Linked DNA regions of Mus musculus: region 1 is linked to region 2. Evidence: chromatin loops called from intact Hi-C (ENCODE). Cell type or tissue: heart. All regions are shown on one strand.

Region 1 (8,000 bases), 110 kb before region 2:
GCTATGGATGGTTCTGAAAGATAGCATCATGATGGCTGTGTTGTGATAGCTAATTTTTTTTTTTAATGGGTAGGGCTGAAACTCTATTATCTGTGTTACTGAGAAGGTGCTGTTTTTAAAACCAAATAAAGTGGCAGAGATTTCTAAAGAACCATCAGGACACCTGGTGTGTACATACAACTTACAGTTAAAAGTGCAACATTGTAGAAACATTCCTACTAATGTGGGTGGTCCTCTCAGTGGAGATCTAAGTGTCCTGAAATCTTCACTGAGGGGCCTACCCACATTAATAGGATTTAAGTATGCTGAGATATATTACAATTAGGAGAAATCTGTCAAATAAAAGCAATGCCCAGCTGAACCCAAAAGTAGTCCAAGAACTCAATGGTATATTCTTTCTCAAAGGAATTAACTTTCCTTTGAAAGAACTAGTTTAAAACAGCAGCTAACTTCAGAGAAGCCAAATGTCTTTGCCTTGCTTTCTCCTGCCCCAATCAAGCTGAAAGTGAAACTACCTTGCTGAGGAAAGAGGGTCAAAGAATGAAATTTTAAAATAAATTTAGAAAATTTACCATTATCTAGGACTGGGCCATTTTAGTTAAGTAGTTGAGTTCCCTGGGTAATTTCATGTGATTGGTAGTTTGGTGTAGGTTTTCCAGTACCAGTAAAAGACAATCCTTCATTAAGTTGACTGAGGAGGCAACAGAAGACAAAATAATGATTATTTCTAAGTATATCTTATGAAACTTGAATAATCATTTAAGTTAATTATATCTTTGCAAGAGGGGGAAAAAAACGAGAAAAACAGACAACTGAAGCAAAACAATTTGGCCAGAAATTCGACTTGGAGGATTAATTTCCTGTGTGATTCATGCCTGTGTAAGCTCATGGTGTAGCTTCTATTTCCTGTCTGTGATTGTGTGTTGGGATAGATGGTCTAAGAAATGCCAGGTTTTTAGTTAGTTAATCTCTTAATTAATCCATTAAAAATGCATATCCTAGTCAGCTCAAGCCTCCCAGTCCTTTCCAAACAAAACTTAAGAGATGGAGATTTACAAAGTACAACTCTACAACACAGAAAAAGGCAGAAAGAGGAATGGGAGATGAGGCTCAGACAGTAAAGATGCTTGCCACCAAGTTAGATGATTTGAGTTCAATCCCTAAAACCTACAGCATTAAAAGAAAATGAAGAAATGCCCACCCCAAAGTTGTCCTCTGATGTCCACACATAGAATATGGCATACATGCAATCGCTAGACACAGAAACAAATAATAAAAATGTTATCACAGTTTTTAAGGAGACGCTGTACTGTAATGACTGTAACATATACCCAGTGATGTGCTTATGGCCACATATTGTGCTTAGGGTAATCTTCAGAGATAGAGTGCCATCAATTACAGGAATCTCCCAGGCATTTTCCCAAATGAATAGCCTAGTGCATATCACTGGAAGAGTAGATATGTACATAGAGATGTGGTGATTGGTAAAAAGATATCTGAACATTTTAATATAAAATGTAAATTAAGACAGAAATGTGAACAGAATGTAAGAAAGAATAGAGTTCCCTGAAGGATGTAAGTATTACTGGAAAGATTTCCAGAGAAAGGGACATGGAAAGATATCAAAATGTGACCAAAATATTAGATAGCAGTGATGAAGTCAAGTCCTAAGATGAAAATGATTGATTATTAAGAATAATAAATCAAGTATTCACACATCATATTACGACTGCGGTGAAAAATAGAAAAGTCTCAGAAGACTAAAATTTGGAGACCCGAATAGAACTGCCTTTTGTAAGACTGATGATGAGCAGCAGATATAAATGCTTATTAACATTGGGATTACACATTCAAATGAGAGGATATTTATTTAGGTTTATACATTCTAGTATTCAACTACCTAATGTTTAGCCCCTGAGTCATTATTTCCTGTTTCTGAGAAAGGCTCTTGAGGATGTCCTCTAATAGAGGGGGAGTGGGGCATGGCACAGTAAACCAAGGCTGAGAAAATTCCAGAAAATAGTGTGTTTCTAACACAAAACTGTAGCTCAGAGAAACATCAGAACATTCACTGTGCATAGAAAACAACAACGTCATGTAAGAGTGGCATCACAAGAGCTCTAAGAAGGATTTTCTCGGAGGGACAGGATGATGGGAAAAAATGAGGAGTTTCCACTATAAAATAATGGGAAAGTGAATAACCTGAAGTTAAATACTGTTTTAAGGAAACAGAAGAGACAACGTAATTAAATATCTGGAGGGAAACTAAAGGCAAGGAAAATAAATTAAATTCATTAATTTAAAATTTGAAAATATAGGTAATGTTACTGTCTGTGCCAATGGCAAAAATTATCATTACACTAGGTTTACATTAATATCACCGGAAAATGCATTTAATTTTTTACATCACTTTATTTTTCATGGTCCTATTAATTAGCAATTATTTTGAGTTCAAGAAAGCCACACATACTTTGCTAACAATCCCTGGTTGGGGTGGAGCGTCTAACTCTATTTCTGGTGCGAATTTGTCCTACCAGTTTGGCAGTTCTAGAAATTTCAGAATATGGTTGCTGACCACATTGTCCTACACACCTAAAGAAGCCACCTGCACAGTTCCTATCCAAGGCATCTCAAGTAAATAAGAAGTCAGACTGCAATGGTTACTAAAAACGTCTGCCAGATATGCTCATGGCCACATGACATGCCAGTTGCTACTCTGACTTCTGGGACCTGTGAGGGTAGTTGGTCACAGTCTGGAAGGACTTAGCATACAAAGGTCTGTGTTAATAGATGTCTTCTCCGCATGAGATGCATTGGTGTCAGAACAAAGATCCCTAAAGATGGAACTCAAGGACAAAAGGACTGGAATCTTTGCTTTGTACCTATAGCTGCTTGTGCTACTCCTGACACTGAGTAGGCGGCATGTTGAACAAAGAGTGAAGAAGGACCAATTCATGTGACTGAGTAAACTTACTTTCATTAGTTGTTCTAAGTTACCAGATATTCCTGTCATGAAAACTCTTGGTGGTTATTATTCTTACAAGTAGTTAACATTTTTTACATATTGCATGTATTCAAGTATCTCTTTTCAATAACATAAAGGACAGCCATTGTTTTAGTCTTTGATACCTTGACTCTGAAACAAAGTAACAGGCTGTGAGCACAAGACTTCCATAACAACACTCATTAGACTAACAGAAAATATTTTCTGTCTTTTTATGGTACTGAAGTTTAAAACCAAGATGCCACAGATGCTAGACAAGAGCTGTACTACTGTGCAATAAGCTATTTATATGTAAGGAGCCTATAAAATACCTTTTGAAAATTAACACTAAATTTAATGCTATGATTATTAAATGTTTTAACATAGACACCTTGCTAAAATCTACTGAATATTCTTTTATCTTGCCTGTATATCAATATTTAAGACAATTTATAATTATGTGTTCTGTAACCTCAGTGTAGTGAAAATAAAATAAGCCCTGAAGTATGAAAAAAATGTCACTAACACTCCCAGACTGGTCTCAGTTTCCTTTTGATCCTTCAGCTTCAGTCTCTTGAGTAGCAGGGATCACATGCCTGCCTGATGAATGTGCATTTTTATAACCTAGTATCACTCTAAAGTTACAGACTAATATAGTAGTGATGTTGACAGATGCTACCAAAAAAAAAAAAAAGCCAGAAATAGCAGCATAAAGCAATCAATAAAGAGAGAAGGGGAAAGAGAAAGCAAAGAGAAAATCAAATCAAATACTGTCTCACTTCCAAAATGTGTTCTCAGTAAACCTAAATTAATAGTTTGGTGAACAGCCAAGACTGTGGGTTACTCTTTGTGCTGTGATCCTTTCAATTGCACAACTGCTAACTACTCATACAAACTGACCGTATTGTATTACTAGAGGTTAAAAACAAAACTTGTTTATTAAATAATAAAGCATTAATATACAACAGTGTACAGCTTAGTGAATAGGAATTAAAATGTAAAGGCCGACAAAAGTTTTTTGTTGTTAATTTGCATGGGATACAGATTAACTGCTTAATAGTACTCAAGGTGTGAGTAATCATTTATTACTTTGCTTTTATCTGAATCAAGTCAAGTTTTCGGATAGCTACAGTAATTTACCTAGATTAATAAAATTTTCTTTTGGGGGTTTCTTTTGGAAGGGTGGAGATATTCAAGCTTGCTTGCCAGTGGCATACTACTTAGCTATGTTGAAGGGACCTTCTTTTTTTCTTTCTTCATTTGAAGCAGACCTTGGGGTTACAGTTTCTGGGAAACTGGGAGATGTCATTCAGCTTGTTGCCACGTTGTCCTTCTCACTAATAAAAATATTCTTAGATAGAACAGAAGATAACCTTGTCTTCTCATGGACAAGAATATTCAGAACCTCAGGCCATTAAAGCATACAGGATAGGGGGAGGAATAACTCTTCATTCTTTAAGGGGTTTTAATATCAAGAAGAAATAAGACAGCAGTATTACTCAACAAGAAGTGTCAGGGGATGGATGACCTATTCTTCTGACATTTCAACACACTGCCTTTAAGTTCAGAAGTGAGAGGTTTCGCTTTCATCTGTTTAATAACTGGAAAATCATCTCCAAAATTTTCTCCATCTTTGCTCCACTAGATTTGTCTCAATAATGTGGATTCAGGGGATTCTAAAAAGGACTCTTAAAAAGAAAGGATATTGAGAATGACAGAAGAAAGGAGAGAAAAGAGGTAGCAGAAATTAAAGAATTAAATGAGAGAGGAAAGAAAAATCGGAAGAAATGGTGGGAAGAGAGAAATAAATTATTGAGAAGAGGTAATTTACTCCATGGACAGGTAGATTGAGGGGAAAAAAAACAAATGAGATTTCATCGAACTTTGTAACAAACAAATCTTTCTTTAAGTCATATCGCCAAAAAGTTAGAATGGCGGAATTTTATAGGATGGTGGATGGTGAATTGAGATTTGAGTTTTATAGCTTCTTGAAGAAAAAGAGTCAATTCCACTTAATGAGATGACCCTTGATAAATAGAACATTCCATAGGACAGGTGCCACACCTAAGGGTCGTTAAGCAATGTAAATTGGACTTGAGTTTTCAAGAAAGAAAGAAAGGTACTGGAGAGAGAGAAAAGAGAAAGACAGAAAGGGATAGATAGATAGGTCACGAATTTGTGTGTGTAGGGACTTGGGTGAGGAGGGTAAATATAAAATTCTTAAAAATGTAATAAAGATATTATATTTTTTTAAAAATCAATTTATTTATATAGACATTACCTCATTAGCCAACACAAAGGCTCCTCATTTGAAAAGCCCTACAGGATGATGTAAGTAATAACTATCAGAAGGTTGCCAGGAGCATGTTCATCACAGTAGAGCATTCTATTTCTACACAGGCCTTCTGTAGTCATGTCTCCATCAGAAAGAGAAAGGTAAAAGGTGCTTTGCCATTAGTATGCCATGTAAAATACATTCTTTTTTGTGGGTTTTTTAAATTTTAGTTTGAGGATTACAATATAATTACATGATTTTTTTCCTTCCCTGTCCTCCTTCCAGTCTCTCCAAAAAAAAAAAAAAAAAAAAAAAAAAAAAAAACTCTTTCTCCACCTCTCAGCATTCCAGCATTCCTTAGCTTACTGTAGTGCTGTGTGGGAGGGTAAGACTTTTTCCCAGTCCACTCTGACATGTCTATTAGTGTTATCCTTGCTCACCTTATTTTTAAGAAGTCAGAAGCTACCCACAGTCTCAGCAACATGACTTCTGCACACAGGATTTTATAAAGGTCCTTAACATCCTGATGATGCTCTCTGACAACATCCTGGTCCTCATGAGCATCTGAACTATATATGTGCTGAGGTCCTTGTCCAGTGATGTGTTATTATCAATATCATCACTGAGTAAAGATTAACCCTATATCATATATGTTTAAAACTTCACAAATTGACAATTAGATAGTGTCTATCCATCCAAAGATGTTAAAATAAAAAGAAAACAGGTATGCAAATGTAACATAGAGATATTTAATATGAGAAATCTTGTAGAAAAAAAAATTCATTCTTGACCACTTATTTTTCTAGAACGTCTCCAGAGTGAATTGGTTCCTGTGTTTCTTCTAAGCCTCGTGTTATTTAGTATGCATTCCCATGAACAGAGTAGTTCAAAACATGCAATATACTCAGAACAAAATTTTCAAAGCCCGTGTCACTTTCATACTATGACTTAGCTAAGATGAAGCGACTTTTGAACTCATAATAATAAGCTCTCTTTCTATTTACCTATTTTCCATAAGAAATTCCAATCAAATTATGCTAAATAAAAATTAGTTATGAACTCTTCAAAGGAATTATTTGATTTTATTTGCAGTAAAACCAAATCTTCATAAAAGCTATTAATTATTGTATCTTATATCTCAACAGGGTAACCAGGAATTAGATCCCTTGAACTTCATTTAACATTCTGAACGTCTCTTTAAAACCAGCTTGAAATCCTCTGGAAAGTAAGGGTAGAGCATCAGAGAGCACACACCCAGAAAAACCAACATAAGGATTTTTGATGTAGTGCTTTTCCTTCGTTCGTTTTCCTTCTTTCTTTCTTTCTCTTTCTTTCTTTCTTTCTTTCTTTCTTTCTTTCTTTTTTTCTTTCTTTCTTTCTTTCTTTACTATAATTAATAACCTTGTCCAATTGTAACGGAAACATCTGTAATGAGAAATGTGTACATTAGGTACTCCTGGACTTCCTGTTTCTAACTCTGAACTCTATTACATAGTATTATTTTGCATTGTTCTAATATTTCAAGAAGAGACTATCAGTATTAGAGTTCATCATCATGAGATCACTTATGAAAACGAAATTGTTTTCTAGGTATTGTACCAATTACCACATAATACCATGTTTATGATCTTGTAGTTCTAAGGTTCAGAATCCTGCACTCAATTTTTGGGGATGAATTCAATTGTCAGCATCTTAGGATCTCCTGGAGTTAAATGGGTTCACATTTCTCCCTACTCCTTCCTCACTCTCACAGTTTTTCTGGACCTTGCCTCCTTCCTCTTTCTCCAAAACAGAACTACACTCCCCATTGCAAGACTTTTAGCATGATCACTTTTAAGTTTTCTTCATAGAAACATTTATAAGCTTAGAGAAAGGATATAGCTATTTGTGAGGGGGGGGTGGGAAGCCATTATTCAGTTGTATCTGACCCCTAATGATTCATATCTATTACATATGCAAAAGTCATTCACTCTATTACAGTATCATCTAAAGTCTCAGCCCATTACAAAATGAAATCAAGCATGATTTTGTAAATAGTTTCTGTGTTGGCTAGTTTTATGTCTACTACTTGATATGAGCTAGCGTCATTTAAACTCTAGTCATTTAGTACCTCAGTCCTTCTTTCCTAAAAGGATCATCTCCAACAGTCACTTATGGCAAGCCTGTGCTGCATTTTTATGATTGATGGCAAATGTGGGCAGACCCAGCTTTAGGCAGTGTCACCCCTGGGCTTGTGATCCTGAATGTTATAAGCGAGCAGGCTGAAGATGCCATGAGAGGAAAGCTATAAGCAGCAACTTTGTGTGGCCTCTGTCAGTTACTGACTCCAGGTTTCTGCATTAGGTCCCGGCTCTGACTTCCCAAGATCATGAACTGTATAAGCCAGAAGATAAAAATAAAACCTCAACCCACCCACCCCTAAGTTGCCTTTGGTCATGGCGATTTACCACAGTAGTAAAAACCCTAACTAAGACAAAGTTCACTCTCAGGTCCCAAACTTCCTCAAAAGCCATCAAAATCAGTTGTGAATAAGACGTTAGGTACATTCAATTCTGAGAAAATTTTCCTCTATCAATATTTCTCAATCTGTGGGTCACAAGGCCTTTGGAAAACCTCTATCTTCAAAATTATTTACATCACAATTCATAACAGTATCAGAATTATAGTTATAAAGTAGCAAAAATAATAATCTTATGATTGGGGGTCATCACAACATGATGATCTATATTAAATGTGTAAGCA
Region 2 (8,000 bases):
AAAATGGACTTGTAAATATGTTTCAAATGTGTTGCAGTCATATTTCTCCTAGCATGTGTGTGTGGGTGTATGTGTATGTGTGTGTGTATGTGTGTGTGTGTGTATGTGTGTGTCTATGTGTGTGTGTATGTGTGTGTGTATGTATGTGTGTATGTGTGGGTGTATGTGTATGTGTATGTGTGTGTATGTGTGTGTGTAGCACACACAAGCATGCAGGCATGAAAAGAGATAAGGATAGTCAAACAATGATAGGATAAAAATAACTTTCTGATTTACTACTGGTTGGGATTTGCAACTCTGCTAAAATTCTTAGTTTTAGAAAAAGATTGACTTCACCCCCCCCCAAAGAATTTTCTGCAAGATAATTCCTGTGATGATATTTTATGAATACATTCTTATTTTGATTATTTAACATACATGTTCGGTTTCATAAGTTAATGGGGACCTATTGCACTGTTTGTCATACAAACCGTGACCTTTTTAGAAGAATTAATCAGTAAACGCTAAAATTAAAATTTGATAGATGTCCAAGAGAGAATTTGGTGGCTTGGAGATTTGACAACTTGACCTTTAGTGGAGTTAGTAAAATTTGTCTAGAATATAAGGCAGTCTAAGCTCATGGGCTTCCTTGAGGCAAAGCATGCCATAATTGAAGTAAATTTGAAGACTTGGAAGAACATTAATTGCTTATAGAAACTAGCAGCTATTCCACCCATTGCTACCAACAAAAGGTGTTGTCTCCTCCTCCCTACCCTTATGGCCAGTGTCACTGTGCCTGCACATAAGCATGCTTCTACTTCTGTCCTAATTTATGGACATGCACATCACTCTCTGAGCTTTAATATATTTACTCTCATTGTTCTTAAAATTTATTTCTCCAAAAGGAATTATTTTTCAAAGTAGAAACCCCCCTTTAAAAGGCCACCATAAAATAAGTACATTATTGTATTCTAAGACATGCAACTTACCCTTATATATAATACAATCTACTTAGAAGTTACTTGATAACAACATGAAAAGCACTTTATTAGCCAAATGCTAAAATTCTTCCAAGAAGTTCCATCTTTAATATTGGACGGTATTATTTAATTCATTTGGATTTAAGTTTCTTTGGAATTTTTTATCAATAATGTGTACCACATTTTAAACTTAGTACCTTCATACTAAGCCATCATGGACAAAGACATATTTTTGTCAGCTCACAGATTTGTGTAAAAAAAAAATTCCCACAAACTAAAAGTAACCATTTAGTATGTTAATAACATCCATAAAGTCCTGAATGTTGTAATAATTTAAAAGTTGTTATAATTAAAAAAAATCATCTGGAGGCAGGTGAATCTTGACTACAAATCTAACAACATACACCTTATAAATATATCAGAAAAAGAGGCTTTGGAGCCAGAAATCATGACTGTTAAAAACAAATATTCAGTAGCAATTTCTAATAAAGCTTCAGAAATAAAATTAACACCGCTACCTCTTTATTGGAAGTTGCTCATCTCTTTTTAGAATAACATAGCTAGGTTTTGCAAACTACAAAGATGGGGGTTTTGCACAGATCCCTCCTTGCTGCCCACACTATTCCTCTGGGGTGCCATACTTTCGTTTTCACTATTCAAGCAAACCAGAAAGGAGCCCAAGCAAAGCTGTTTCTCACTCTGGCATGTTGTTATTGTTGTTGTGGTGGTGGTGGTCTATGAAATTTGTCCAGTGGTCGGACAACAGAATCCCCATTAGATTCCCCAACAGATAACCCAGCTTCAAACAGGGAAATTGGTGTAGGCAGTTCAAGATCCCAGATCCCTGTGTTGAGCCAGTTTTTGGTTTTCCCAACCCTGCCAGGCAGGGGAGCTGCCCTCCCCACCTCTACAGCTTCCTGCAATCCCATCTCTGGTCACAGTCTTTCCCGGGCTGAGCCAGAGAGGGGAAAGTGCCTTGGTGCTGAAATATCTCATGAAGTTTCGAAAGGAGAGATCCTTACGGAGACAATAGATCCCAGAGAAAAGTCTCTAACGTTAAGTTTGTGCGTCCTATACAGGGATGGGGGAATCACTGTCCTGAGCAGCGAGCTCTAGACTCAGCCTGAGAGCACTACTCAGAAATAGCAGAGCATAATTGGTCTTCTGCGGAAAGGTTGCAGTGTAAGTGGAACTTGAAATGGCTTTACAAAACGGAACATGTAAGAAAAACAAAAAGAACAAAAACAAAAATCAGCATATGTCCTGGAAGAAGCTGGATATAAAAACCTGGTTCCCTTTGAATTAACGTGTTCCAAGTCTGGTAGCCCAGACCCCAGCAGGCTTGAAGTTTCTGACTGCGCAGCCGCTCTCCCAGTATCTGTCCCAGGACACACCAGTCCCAAACACGATGACACACCTGTCAGGGCTGCGAGGGAGGAAGTGCCTGCTCCAGGACATTCCTCCAATGTCCGCACTAGCACCACTCCACCTCTGCCCATTTGTCCAGTTGCGACCACCTTAGCTCAAAGGCGTAGTCCTCTGGAGTGGAATTCATTTCACCCCAAATCTGCGCTCCTGAAAAGTGAACTGAGCCTCCCACGCGGGGTTTCTGCCACCTATAAGTGGCCAGTCCCCAAGCCTAGCCTCTGGCCCTCGCCCCTTATCAACTTCTCTTTGCTTCAGCAAGGCTGATCAACCATTACTTTCTGCTCCAAAGTCCCTGGCGTAAAGTGAGACTTTGGGGAGCCTCGGTGAATGCGCTTCTCCCCCAGCGCGCTAGACCCAAGGGCTCCTTTTCATTAAGGCAATAAAGTTCAATTTGCCCGGCTCCTTCTATGCCAGAGGAGACTTTTCAATGCACCGAGTTCTCCGTCCCAGCGCGCTCAAAACATCCTGTTCATTCCAGCCCGGATCCTTGAAGGACATCAGTCTACATAAAGGGGACCTACTCCTCTCCTTTCAAAGTGCCCCAAACCTCGTGCGTGTGCGCGCGCACACTCATACCCACACTCTCTCACACACAATGCCATCCACGCGCTGTCAAAGTCTGTCACTGCCTAAGCCAGAAGGCAGGAGCTGAAGCCGCACCGGCGCGAGCATCAGCCTGGCCAGGCAGCAGAACTCGCTGTCTAGGTCCCAAACATCCTTGTCCGGATGCTCCGGCCACTAGGAGCTTGTAAGCACCCCAAGATTACAAGGCGGTCTGGAGAGCCGCACCTTACCCGCGGGACGCGCCGTCTCTGGCCGTTCTGCTGGCCCGCGGGCCACAGGGACGCTGCAGCCGGGGTCCCGAAGATGCTTATTCTCCGCTGCCGCTGCCCGGATCCCTGGCGCCAGCATCACTTCTCCCCCGCCTCCGCCTCCTCGTGCTCAGCTCGCGCGCCCGCCCCTCCCGGCGGCCTCCTGCAAGCCCCGCGGTGCTGGCAGCGCGCGGTGGACGGCGGCGGAGGCGGCAGCGGCGCCCGCGCGGGCTCGCTCAGCTGCACCAGCCGAGCAGCCGCGGCGGCAGCCGGAGCACCGGAGCCGGGTTGCGCTTCCCCGGCGACGGTTCTGGCCTCGGCGACTGACAACGCCCGGCAGCCAATCGCCGCCTCGCCCCGCGCGGCGGGGGGAGACCAATCAGAGCGGAAGGCCCAAGGTTTGCCTCCGCCTTTGCTCAGCAGGCTTGTTTCCGGGAGAGGATGCTGCTGGGGTGTGGGATGGAGGGGGAGGCAGGGCTGGGGCGACGGGTGGGGGACTTGGGCCCCGAAGCCCAAGCCCAAGACACAGGGAAGAAGCCCGGCCCACAAATGTGGACCCCGGGCGCTTTTTGTCTACCCTCGAAGAGCATCTTGGCATGACCCGACACTCCCGGGTAACTGTCCCCAGAGCCTTGGCACGGAGGTTCAGTGTCCTGGCATCACTATGCAGAGGTCTTGGGACCCGAGTAGAAGCGGCGCTACTGGAGAGCGAATCCCTGGAGGTGGTCGCCGCCTTGAAGGAAGCAAGCAAAGTCACCAGACAGCGCCCCCGTCCTTCTAGGTTTGGCAGCTGAAAAGTGGTACCTCCACTAGTGATCAGCCTGGAGATGTCCAAGGAAGGAGATACATTGAGGAACGTTTTTCAAAGTTCCTTGCAGAGTGGACCTTTCATGTTTGCTCTCCATAGAAACGTCAACCCCGCAGAACAACCACTACGGGAAAATAACCAAACAAAACCAAAGGAAACCAAACAGTGACTGTGTGAGCAGGCTAGTTAATTACCTAGCCCTTGCACGTTGGTTTTATTTACTCATATGGAGAGCATCAAGCCTAACTGATCCAAGAGGTTTTGCTTTAAGAGTTCGTGTGCGAATGTGACTGAACATTAAGTGACAATGTTTGATAGGAAACGGAAACAGAAACCTTTCTTGCCTGTCCTAATCTTTCCCTCAAACACTAATAATCTTTCCTTGTAGAGTATTTTAATTTTCCAGTGCAGTTATGCCAAAATCGCCATCAAAACAGCCCAGAGGACTACTTAAAAGCTTCCGCACTTAATTTCTAGAAACAAGGAAAACAAAATTAAAACTGTTTACACAAAGGCTTGTAGAAGAAAGGGACAGTCTCCAAATGACCCTTGTTCTCCAATGGAGACAGTAAAAGTCACCTCACAATGCTTTTTGTGAGTGTTTTTAAAAGAAAAAAATCATAGCTACATCATTTTCTGATAAAAATGACTTTGTTACTCGGTATGATCCTTTCTTTTTATTTCTATGCTGTTATTCATGTTGCTAGTTATTAAGGGGCTCGATTGTTTTTGCAATCAACACCACTCTTTTCTTCATTTACCTTTTTAGAAAGGAAGAGAGGGAGGGAGAGAGGGAGGGAAGGGAGAAAAATAAGAGAGAAGAAAGAGGGAGAGAGAGAGAGAGAGAGAGAGAGAGAGAGACAGACAGACAGACAGACAGACAGACAGACAGAGTGAGAATTATTATTTGATTTCCAGAACAAGCCATGCACAAACTTCTTGGACTTGTTACCATTTAGAAAAAGAAGATGCTCACTACGCAACAGACTTGCCTACTATTACCACGTTTTCAGTATAGAGAATATTCAGACCTTTGCTGTTTTCTGTGCCTTCCTCCTCTTCAGCCAGTTGACCCATCTTGCTAGGCCATCCCTTTCCAAACTGGCTGTGCTGACAGTAATCCCATTTCTTTACAGTTAAAAGCTGACATGTAGACCCTATTCCTTTGGTTTCTTTTTAATATGACGGTCTTGACATGGCTTCTCGTTTAAAATATATATATATATATATATATATATATATATATATATATATATATATATGTGTGTGTGTGTGTGTGTGTGTGTGTGTGTGTATAAACACATACATATATATACATGTATACACACATACACACATATATATATATATAGAGAGAGAGAGAGAGAGAGAGAAGTACATATATGTGTTCCTATTGCATAAAAAAAAAAAAACAGTATCTTCACAGACTATCCAAGGAACAAACCATGTAAGAAGGAAGCTCAGGAAAGAAAAGTAAACGTGTAATATATTCAAAAATGTGGAGGGAAGAGTTAATCTCTGAAAAAATAAACAGATCTTAAAGTTAGAAAGTCCAAAAGCAATAAGAAGCTGGTGAGAAAGCGCAGAAGGAAAATCGCATACCTCTAAGCCTGACCATCCCATCTCAACCCAGAGACCCACGTGTTAGGAGAGAACTCATCCTCTCTAGGGTACACTTCCACACCCACAACCCCACACATGAACACAGAAAATTAAAAGTACAAAAGTGCATTTGTTACAAAAGCAGTTACCATTTAGAAAAATCTCTAACAAAAAGGTAAGATTGAAGAGAACCTCAATTTTTTTAAAGGGATTTTTGGTGATAGAAAGAGGTAGGTGATTTAGGACCTTGCAAGCAGAAATGTACAGACAGCCCATGTAATTTTTATAAGTACTTTATATCTTACCAAATATGTGATTTTACAGTTTGTGTGTTATCTCATATTTTGTATCTTCTAGCCCTGTATAAGTTTTGCATAGCATAGTATTAGTGAATAAGTCAATCAAGTAATTCTGAACAAATGAAAGGCTTAAAGAGAATCAACAGCCAGGTGTACATAACACTAATATCTATCATTAGTGCTTTCTGCATTTAGCTTGGAATAAAACAAGAATTCAGAATTAACACTTGACAGGAAGAATTGTGAAAAATTTAAGATCGAGGAAGCCTTTTTATTTTAAGGATAAAGAAGAAAAAGAAAAGATAACATTCTACACAGCTAAAAATACTGTGTGTTTGGTGCTAGAATTCTCTGCACTTCTATGAGAACCAGCATAGGAGGCATAGAAAGGCCAATGTTTTTTGATTTTTAATGAATTGTTTATATTTAAATGAAAACTGTTTTAGGGCAATTTGTTTGTTTTTAGTTCCTAATTACATATGTCTGATTTTTTTCTCCCTGTTATTAAAGGAAGGTGTTTCTTTTTATTTAAAGGGATAAAGATTCACGTAATCAAAAAGTACGTCAAGAAATTATATATTAATTAATGCAGCCAATCTATCAGGGTCAGTTGGAATGAAAGCAAGAAACTAAACAAGGAGAGAAATCTGTCCACTTCTACCCCTGACTCTGTCAGTATGAATAATCTCAGGGCAGTCATTAAACCCCCACTCAGCAATCCTTATCTTAAAATAGAGATTAAAAACAAATCAAACTTGTGGCTGCCTCTCTCGGATTTGAAGCTTAACTTGTAATTAGGGCTACAAGTTATGAAAGGTTTCTGGGAAAGGCCATTGTGAAAAGGTAGAGAACATGGATTTAATAATGACATTACCCTCTCTCAAATGTGAAGTAATTTAATTCTCACTGTAGCTGTTCCTCATGGGTGGGAAATATCTATTTCGGCACATTATTGTACTGAGTTCTGAAGAGGCTCTTTTTGCCAAAGCTCTGATAGGTTGGTTATCAAGTACACTATGCTTTCTGTGCTGATGTTACTGGCAGGATTTTTCCTGTACTTTCTTCCCTGTGACATATTCAGTACAATTAGCATCTGAGCCTTTCACGTCTCCATCATTATAAAGGATAACACTTGTTTCATTATCTTTGAAAAATTATTCTTTTCATGAACTTATTTTCCCCAATCAATATAATTAATTACATGCTGCCAAGCATAAAGACCCTCATATTTAAAGCTAAAAATGCTTAGAACAATTGACATTACTTCAGATTATAAAATGATTACTAAACCATTTTTAGAAATAGGTGTTGGAACAGTGGAAAATGGACCGTATCAAATTGGGTTGTAAATTCTGACATAAGAACATACAGCTGGGCTAGAGGAAGATACTAGGGTTGTTGGGATGAAAGCCATATATATGTTCCTCAAAGAATGTAAAGAAAAAACTAAGACAAGAAAGATGTTTCTTGTATATTGGGCAACAGTTAAGTTATTTTAGATTCAATACTCTGAAATGCGGGTAGAGTCATGTACACTATATAATTGATTTGAATTAATATAAGATCTCTTAAAGTCTTGAATTATTGATGGTCTTTAACGGTGCTGCTATTAATAATATTAGACTTTTAATGAGTATTTGTTAATTTTATGGAAGTAAAGCTACTACTAAAATTTAAGCAAAGATATCCCTTTACACTATTAGATTATGCCGTTCAATTTTGATGATTCGAAAAGCAGCTATTTGCGGCTGACGAAAAGTCTCAGCAGGCAAAGACACCTGCCACCACATCTGACAACCTGCCATCAATCTCTTGGATCCATATGGTAGAAAGAGAGACCTGACTTAAGTTGTCCTCTGACCTAGACTCATGTGCCATGTCACACACATGCAGGCACACACACACACATACACACAGTGTGTACACAGGCCGGTTAAATAAAATGTAGTTAAAAATGTTACTTGATTGACTAAGAGAATTAAATCTCTTCTAACACACTCTTCTTTAGTTAATTTATTATTATTATTTTGCTTTGACCACTGAAGAGAAGACGCACATTACATTGGTCCAAACCGAAATGGGAAAATGGAAG

What was found. Peaks named below come from ENCODE experiments on the same cell type or tissue, not always from the same donor. Only the 100,000 strongest peaks of a DNase experiment are listed, where the experiment ranks them.
Region 1: a loop joins it to region 2, with 2.6 times the contacts of the local background. A loop is called at or near these places in 2 of 42 quality-filtered maps.

Annotation. Positions count from the first base shown.
Region 1 is chr2:67,667,740-67,675,739 of GRCm38, reverse strand. The region is part of intron 1 of B3galt1 (UDP-Gal:betaGlcNAc beta 1,3-galactosyltransferase, polypeptide 1); the gene reads right to left. It overlaps Mir7224 (microRNA 7224), which reads right to left and starts at 283; the gene lies at 224-283. In heart, no CTCF peak of the experiment used is centred here; no DNase peak of the experiment used is centred here.
Region 2 is chr2:67,561,216-67,569,215 of GRCm38, reverse strand. B3galt1 (UDP-Gal:betaGlcNAc beta 1,3-galactosyltransferase, polypeptide 1) reads right to left here and starts at 3,527. Exons shown (of 6, transcript NM_001379327.1): 1 at 3,182-3,527. In heart, a CTCF peak has its summit at 3,981; a DNase peak (open chromatin) is centred at 3,565; H3K4me3 peaks cover 2,700 bases; H3K27ac peaks cover 1,215 bases.